Linked DNA regions of Mus musculus: region 1 is linked to region 2. Evidence: chromatin contacts called from ENCODE Hi-C or POLR2A ChIA-PET data. All regions are on one chromosome and are shown on one strand. The core of a region is the stretch at or near the end of the contact, and the rest is flanking DNA. Distances in the headings are between cores, read along the strand shown.

The links. Hi-C counts contacts between places; a loop is a spot of excess contacts on that map. ChIA-PET counts read pairs that join two places held with the same protein, here RNA polymerase II (POLR2A).
Region 1: a map of heart shows a loop between it and region 2 (4-fold over the local background). The contact joins the promoter of Stk38 here to the promoter of Mapk14 in region 2. A Hi-C loop is called at or near these places in 1 of 37 maps with a recorded cell type or tissue (heart). POLR2A ChIA-PET finds 5 or more read pairs at or near these places in 1 of 5 experiments (Patski).

What each region holds. Positions count from the first base shown.
Region 1 is chr17:29,006,388-29,010,760 of GRCm38, forward strand. It overlaps Stk38 (serine/threonine kinase 38), which reads right to left and starts at 1,608. Exons shown (of 14, transcript NM_134115.3): 1 at 1,324-1,608.
Region 2 is chr17:28,688,838-28,693,203 of GRCm38, forward strand. Mapk14 (mitogen-activated protein kinase 14) reads left to right here and starts at 2,505. Exons shown (of 12, transcript NM_011951.3): 1 at 2,505-3,018. The coding sequence starts at 2,903. It overlaps Slc26a8 (solute carrier family 26, member 8), which reads right to left and starts at 1,150. Exons shown (of 20, transcript NM_001290320.1): 1 at 880-1,150.

The DNA of each region.
Region 1 (4,373 bases), core at 358-2,857, 320 kb after region 2:
TAAGGAGGGGTTGGGGATTTAGCTCAGTGGTAAAGTGCTTGCCTAGCAAGCCCAAGGCCCTGGGTTCGGTTCTCAGCTCCGGAAAAAAAGAAAAAAAAAAAAAATACATTAAGGAAAAAAAAAGGGCCAACCAGAGCGAGCAGAGGTCCTAAATTCAATTCCCAGCAACCACATGAAGGCTCACAACCATCTGTACTGCTACAGTGTACTCATATACATAAAATAAATAAAGAAATCTTTAAAAAAAAAAAAAGGAAGAAAGGAAGGAAGGAAGGAAGGAAGGAAGAAAGGAAGGAAGAAAGAAAAGTAAAGTCACAAGTCACAAGTGGGCTGGTCTGTGGAGGCATATTCCTTTAGGAGGCAGAGACAGGAGGATCTCCGTGAGTTCTAGGCCACCTTAGTCTACAAAGCAAATTCCAGGCCAGGCATAGGTACACATTCAGACCCCATCTCAGACAAAATGCTCCATTTGTGAAGTCCACTCCCGGGAGTGGAGAACATGCCTGATGTTGAAGTGGGTGTGTGTGTACACTGGTGTGCTGTCCAGAGTCTGAGGACAGAGCCATCGGGTTAGGAGGAAGCTGCTATCTGATGTTTGGGTGGGGTGGGGCAGGGAGCTATTCTTGCAGCGATGTGGTTTGTTTTTTTTTGTTTTGTTTTGTTTTGTTTTTTTTGTTTAGGGAAACCGTATGTACTGGCTACTTCACAGCCAAGGTGAGCTGAAGGAAGAGGAAGCAGTGAAGCTACTTCACGCCGCTGACCTTCCTATTCATCTTGAAAAAGAGCAAGATTCCCCTATGTCTCTGGGTCCTTTGCAGGGCGCCGCTGGCAGCAGCCGTTATGCGCTTTCTGACACACTTTTCCTCCGACTCTTCTGCCACTTTTCCCTGTCCTCCAGCTCGGTCCCTTTTCTCGAATTTTAACAGTCTGCAGTCCACGGGCGGGGATCTTAAGGTGAGGGGAAGCCCGGTACCCCCTGATCGCGGACTAGGGGGACAGCCTCCAAGGTCCCACACCTACCCCGGGGTGGGGGGAGCTCTCGAAGTGCAGACACCCTCTGGTTCTCTCATCCTAAGGTGCAGAGTGGTACTGACCGAGGTCAGAGGGGACGAGCCGGTGGCAGCAGACACACAAAGCTGGCGACTAGGAAAGGAGGGAGCGGCTGCCTGTCCCGGTTGAGGACAGAGGCGTAGAAAGAGAGGGACGGACAAGGGGGCTCTGGGGACCACAGAGAGAACGCTGACAGGAGCCCTGGAGTGCACAGGAGCTGTGGGACGGCCGGACGAGGCGGCAAGCCTGAGGCGACGGCCGGGAGACACTCACCAGACCCAGGGGGGAGGGAGGCGCGGGGCCGACGGCTACAGAGACGGCGCAGACGCGACGTGCGGGCGGCTCCAGAGCGACCGCGACACGCCGGGGACTCCGAATGAGCGCAGCTGCCGATCCGCGACAGGACAGGACAAAAGGAAGAACCCCAACTGCCGGAAAAGACGGCGGCGCGGAGGGGCCAAGGCTCCCCCGGTACCCCCTCAGACTGTGGAGAGGGGCCGCCGCGGCTGAGACTGCGCATGCGCCCCCCGCCAGCGGCGCTCGCCGGGCAGCGGGACTGCGCGTGCGCGGCGGCGCCCCGCCCACATTTCACCCCTCACCCGACTGCGCCTAGCCGAGGAGGCCCTACGAGTGCAGAGCGGGGCGGGCTCCCTGGTGGCTTTGTGATGGGCTGGACTAGCTGGCCTTTGTTATGTTACTTTTTCTTTTGAAATAATTATAGACTCGCCAGAAGTTACAAAACGAAAACCTGGAAGTTCCGTAAAAGCCAACACCCACCCAGCTTCCCTCAAGGTCTTACATAAGGCACCGGGCTCTGCACCCGGAAATTAACATTGGCTCTCTATCAACTAAACCAATGCAATCAACTACCGTGACGGGGATTTAGCATTTGGCGTGCACTCGCTGGATGATGTCTTTAGTTCTCTGAAATTTAATCTGAGTTTTACCCCATCCTCCTTGACTTCAGATCATTGTGGCCATAAGTCTGTTGGAACCCGTGGCCCTTCCTATTTTTCGTTATTGTAAAGGATTAACGTGCCTTTGTTTGGGATCAGGTGATCTCTCACACCTAACACCTCTCCATTGTGCACAACTTAAAGCCTCTCATTGATTTCCAGAGAACTGAGCCCAGTGCCCTCGATTAGAAAGTTTTAAAGTCCTGAAAAAACGATGAATGGCTCCCTAGAAAGGAGTCCTCTGGGAGCAAGCGAGAAGAGAGCTCCCTCCTGTTAGTCACTTCCCAAGCCGCCCCTAGTAAGTGTTCTGATTTTCCCTTTTCTTTTATGTTTTTTTGTTTTGTTTTTTGTTTTTCGAGGCAGGGTTTCTCTGTGTAGCCCTGGCCGTCCTGGAACTCACTTTGTAGACCAGGCTGGCCTCGAACTCAGAAATCCACCTGCCTCTGCCTCCCAAGTGCTGGGATTACAGCAGGTGTGTGCCACCGCCACCACCACCACCACCACCACCACCACCCCCGCTTTGATTTTGGTTTGGTTTTTTTTTTTTGGTTTTTTTTTTTTTTTTTGGTTTTTCGAGACAGGGTTTCTCTGTATAGCCCTGGCTGTCCTGGAGCTCACTTTGTAGACCAGGCTGGCCTCGAACTCAGAAATCCGCCTGCCTCTGCCTCCCGAGTGCTGGGATTAAAGGCGTGCGCCACCACCGCCCGGCTGATTTTGTTTTTAATTGCATTGTAATTATTGAATTCATTATCTTGCTAATACTTTTTTTACTTTTTTTTTTTTTTTTTTTTGCCTCTTAAAATTTTTTTGAGACAGTCTTATGTAGCTCAGGGTCTCAGGGTAACACAAACAACGTGTTGCTGAGGGTAAACCTTGAACTCTCGAAATCCTCCTGCCTTAGCCTCTCAAGTCCTGATGTGGGTTACATCATGTCTCTCATTTGAAAATAAATTCCCAAGCAGGGGTAGTGGTGCCTGCTGCTACTTCCCCCTTTCCTCTTCCCCACAGGGCAACGCTCATCAGCTGACTCTGAGTACTTTTTCCAACACAGATCCAGAATGGGGCTTGATGTGCAATGGCCTGGTGCTTCTCAGGCACTGGTGTGCGTTGGCCTGGTGCTTTCACTGTGTGCATACAAATAGCCCCCTAAGACTATAGGGGCTGGGTAGAGGGCTCAGCAGTTAAGAACATACAGAGAGTCGGGCAGTGGTGGTAAACACCTGTAATCCCAGCACTTGGGAGGCAGAGACAGGCAGATTTCTGAGTTTGAGGCCAGCCTGGTCTACAGAGTGAGATCCAGGAAAGCCAGGGCTTCACAGAGAAACCCTGTCTCAAAAAACCAAAAAAAAAAAAAAAAAAAAACAAACAAACAAAAAACCACACAGTGAGTGCTCTTACAGAAGACACAAGTTCAGTTCCTAGCACCCACATGATGGCTCCCAACCATTTGTAACTCCAGCCTCAGGAAATCTGATGTAGATGTGTTTTTTTTGGCTACTTTATAGGGTTCTTATATATCTACTGCCCTTCCAATTGTCCAACACTAAATAGGACAGAATGAAACTTAGAGGGGAAAGGGGACATAGACCTCTTTAGACTGCTCAAGGGCATTCAGTTCCTTGGGGGCAAGTCTAATCTTAGTTGTCAGAATAGCTTCAATCCAGCAATAGCAGGAGAAGCAGGGTTGGGGGAGGAAGAAGAGGAAGAGAAACCAGGAGCAGGGGATCCTCAGCCACTCCAGGCCCTCTCAAGGGTCTTGCATTTACACTTTCTCAAGAGCCCTTAGAAGGCCATACTAATAAACGATCTGAATCTGATTAAAATAAAAATCACGCCCCTCCTAGAGCAGGAAACAAACATAGTCAGCGGCTGCGGACAATCTGAAGCAACCCCATATACGCCACACCTGGGATTAAGACAAAAACATATAAACATAACATCATTGGGTTTCAAAGACACCAAAACTCTCCAATCCAATGTTGTCCTCTGGCCTCCTCTTGCACTGCACGTATGTAATACACAGGCACAACACACCTACACACATAAATTAAAAATTAGTGGGGTTGCGTGTGGAGGTGCAAAACAGGGCTAGAGAGAGAGATGAGTGTTTAAGAGTATACATTGCTCTGTGCAGGTTCCCAACATTCATGCTGGAGATCTCATAAATGCCTCGAACTTTCGCAGATCCTCCACAGGCACCTACACTCACATACATTACCCTACCACACACAAGCACACATACACACACACACAGAGGCACCTACACTCACATACATATACCCTACCACACATATGCACACACACACACACACATAGGCACAAATTAAAGATAATTTTTTTTCAAGAGAGAGGGTTTCTCTGTGTAGC
Region 2 (4,366 bases), core at 1,255-3,754:
TCTCTATTTGGGATATTTTAAATGCAAAAAAATGTAACCCGATTTATAAAATTTTGACTCAAAGGACCAGAAACCCTCAAAATTAGTTAAGGTACAAGAATATCTTTTACCTAATTAAGTCATCTTTCACATGCTTTCTAAAACCATAAGACAAAATTCACTTCCAATTAAAAAAAAAAAAAAAAAAAAGCACTTGTATTTCCCAACCAAAAACCTCATTGCCTGTGACTCTCAGTTTTGGTGGAGAATGTATTGGGGATGGTCTAGTGGCAGGAGATGCTTGAAGGTGGCAGCCCTCCAGCTGCTGACAGGTCACATAAACACCTTCCCTTAATGCTAGTCAGTGTGATACCAAGCAGGTGTGGTAGAGAGATCCTCATTACTGGGCTGAACAGTGGAGACTTCATGGGGGGACCCAAAGTCCAGCAATAAGGACTAGAAGACAGAGAAGGAGGAGAGGGGACAGAGGGTGGGCTTAAGGCAGAGAGAACAAAATGAGCAGAACAGTAAAGTCTGGAAGCAAAGGGGGCCCTGAGCTGCGGCCTGATGAGGACACAGAGAGTGGAAGTGTGGGGGGCCCACAGTCCAGTTCCTTCAGCTGTGGACATCACAGAGATGCGAATTTTTGAAAGGATCCAGTATGCAAATTCCATGTTGTCTCTTGCCATTTCGGTTTCACGCAGCCTTTCTATAAGGAGAGAGAAGTTCCAGGGACCACCGCTATTCATTCATTCATTCATTCATTCATTCACCCACTCCTTGTGCCTGGGACACTCCTGGCTCTGCAGGTGACCCAAGCAGCCACGCTCTGGGACGCGAGCGGGCTGTCAGCTCCCAGGCGGCAGCCAGAGCTCCGGACCGCTCCCGACCCAGGCTCACCTGGTTTCCGGTGGCCCGCAGGAGCGCAGACGCTGGGGACAGACTCGGCTCCAGCCTGGCTGGCGGCAGCGCTGCGGACGCGGAGGCCGGCAGTTCCGGAGCCGTTGCTGCAGAACCCGCGGGCGTTCCGGCTGTGCGGGTGACGGGCGAGGATGGCATCTGGGCCGAGGAGAAGGGGTCCCTGCTGCCCTCCACATACCCGGATCTTCTAGAAATAGCCACGAGAATAAGATTTCCCCTTTCTCCTGCTCGGTGTAGGCATGGGTGGATGTGGGTTCTTACGGGTCTAACTTTCCCCATTCACTTTTATTAGCTTTCTCGGCTTCTACGGAAGATTCCACTAGGTGGGAATGCAGGGTCGCATTGATCTTGTAGAGACTAGAACCAGGGCCTAAGAAAGCTCAACAGACTTACCTAAATGAGATGCGGTCAGAATGCTCGCCCTAGTAGTTCTCCATACTCTCAGAGGCATGAATTAAGTCTTTAATACCCACCCCCCAATTTTCTTTTAAATTTCTAAACTTTGGATGGCTCTAAAGGGCAAGAGTCGGTCTCAAACCCGAGTGATGGTTTTTGGGGTGTTGCACATACGGTCTCATCACTACACAGCAGAGGCTTGGTCTCCTGGTTTTTCCAAATGCTAGAATTACAGGATTTGTAAATACAAATAAACAAATAAATAAATAAACAAATAAATAAATAAGAAGGGTCCCCTGGTCTTTCCAAATGCTGGAATTACAGGTTGTGTATAAATAAATAAATAAGAGAAAGGTCTCTTGGTCTTTTCAAATGCTGGAATTACAGGTTCTGTACATATAAATAAATAGTATGAAAGGGTCTCCTGGTCTTTCTAAATGCTGGAATTACAGGCTGTGTAAATAGATATATATGTATGCATGTATATGAAGGGTTTTCTGGTCTTTCCAAATGCCGGAATTGCAGGTGGTGTAAATATAAATAAATAAATGAGAAGACCTTCCTGAAATGGAATGACCTACTTGCAGTGTGTGTGTGTACCTTCCCCTTCCAGTAGTGGGTATTGAACCCAGGGCCTTGCAAATGCTGGTCCCCAGCCTGGAAGTGGCCATTCATGATGTCTACCTCTGACCTCGTGCATTGGAACTCCCTGTGGGTCCCTGGAACCTCCTTCTGCCACTTCTGCCTGAAAACATGTAGGAGCGCCTGGAGGGAGAGCCTGGGCTTTGAGGCAAGACTAATATTTGCCTAGGGGGCAGGTTTCACCAGCATCCCGAGGTGAGCCACTTGTCCTTGAGCAGACCGGAATGCGACAGCTTTCTGGACAGGGCCTGTCTGTTCTTTCAAGTTGTTCTTGGAAATTGACGACTCTAGTGAGCAGGTTGCTCGGAGTTCAAAGATCATTTGGCTCTCTTCCCCGACGCTGTCACAGCGGCTTTCCGCCATGGCGCCAGGCATTCGCCCGTGCGACCACAGAGAGGCGCGCGCGCCCCGCGCTGCGGCCTCCACCCTTGGCGCCCCGGGGAGCCCAGTCCCCGAGAGTTCCTGCCTCGGCTCCCCAAGCCGCGTCCCTCTTCTCGCGAGATCTGCCGGCCCTGCGCGCTCTTCTCGCGACCCCCCGCCCCGTGGGCAGGTTCCATATTGGGTAAGATCTGGATTCAGAGCGGGGCCTCCTTGGAGCTGTTCTCGCGAGAGTTCCGCGAGAGGCTCCCGGCCGCTGCCTGTGGGATCGCCGCCACTGGAGCCCAAGCGGGGCGCTGAAGCGCGAGCGGGTGTCTTGCGGCGTCGGCGTGCGCTCCCTCCCCGGGGAGCGGCTGCAGGAGGACCGCGGCGGGAGCAGCCTCGAGCCGTGCAGCCGGCTCCGGCACCTTGCCGACGCTCGTAGGAGCCGCCGCGGCTGACAGGGGCGGCGGGTCGCAGCCTCCACACCTGCGCGGGTGGCGGGCGCGGGGTCCGGTCTGCCGCGGGCGGGCGCAGAGGAGAGCGTGCGGCTGCAGGCAGGAGCCCCCGCTCGGCCACCTCCTCGCCCCGCTGCTGCCGCTGGAAGATGTCGCAGGAGAGGCCCACGTTCTACCGGCAGGAGCTGAACAAGACCATCTGGGAGGTGCCCGAACGATACCAGAACCTGTCCCCGGTGGGCTCGGGCGCCTATGGCTCGGTGTGGTGAGTGTCGCCGGGCCTCGGGTTAGGGGTGGGGTGGGGGGACGCGGTGGAGCAAGCAGGGTGGCCCTGCATGCCTGAGGGCCAGGCCTGTCCCCACAGCTCAGCGATGCGCCCAGCGGCAGGAATTCTCCTCCGGGCGTGTCTGGGGGTGCAGGGGGCAGCTGGAGCGGGACGTGTCCTGCACCCCTCGCCCTGCATACGCAGGTCGGGGGCGAGCCGTGTGCGGGAGCGGGTCAGCTGCGGACGCGGTGGGATGCTTCTCTACCCTGCGCTCTCCCTGCTCCCAAGACTGGCCCTCCCGGGGGTCCTCTGCTGCAGCGCGGCCTCAGGACCCTGCCTCCGGGTACCGCCACTCGGGACGCGGGAGCCCTGCCCCGGGGAGCAGACGAGCTGGGCGGAGCTCCAGCGAGGAGCTGTAGGGCAAAGCCTGACCCGGGGACTGCGGTCACCTGAACGAAACTTGCAAGAGAAAGCGCTCCTTTCCCGGAATTTTTTTTTTTTTCCTTTTTTCTCCCCCTTTTCCCATTTTTGCAAGCCTCCATCGAAAAATCCTGTCTCAGGAAACGTTCCTTTGGGATTCGCACTTGAATTAGCAGCACCCCGAAGAGCTTAAAATACCGACTTTATCTCGGGGACCACGGTGCCAGCTTGCGTGGTGTGTTTCCGATTCGGTTGAAAGCGTATTTCCTTTTCGGGGAGGGAGGGTGGCAGCGCCTTGCAAGGACGCTCCAGCTCGCCGCTTAGTCACATACCACTGCTCATTTCAGTATTGTTTGACAAAACAGTTTTCCATACCGAGCAGAGGGGCGCCCCTCAAGATCAAGAAGGTAGGACTAGAGCTGGAGGTGTAGATAGCTTTTAATTGAAGTAATTCATGGGGGTGCTTTTCTTTTTTTTAAGTCCCTTAGAAGATTTGCGGAGTTTTATCAGCTTGTAAGTACCGAGGTACGTGGTGGTTTTCGGGAGATCCTGGAACATAGGAAACGATGCTTTTTAGCTTTCCTTAACACCGGGTGGGGGAGGGGGGTAGGAGTGGGGGGGGGCCTATTTTAGTTCCACTATGGCTCTCCCTGTCTTGCCTGGAACTCAACAAATTTTGTCTGCCAGCTCTGAGAATAAAGGCTTTTGCTACCATGCATGGCCCTGGGAGCAGGTTTCAGATTAAATTTCTACCATAAAACTTCCACTCCAGAAATGTTCTAAGGAACTTTGAAGGATTCACGCAGTATCTTTTACTATATCTTTTAGAGCTCCCTATCTGATAGTAATCTGATAGATTCAGTAGATGAGCCCTTCCTGTGTTTTAGTGACTTACATGCATTCATGGTTTCCGAAGGAGTCTGGGAAA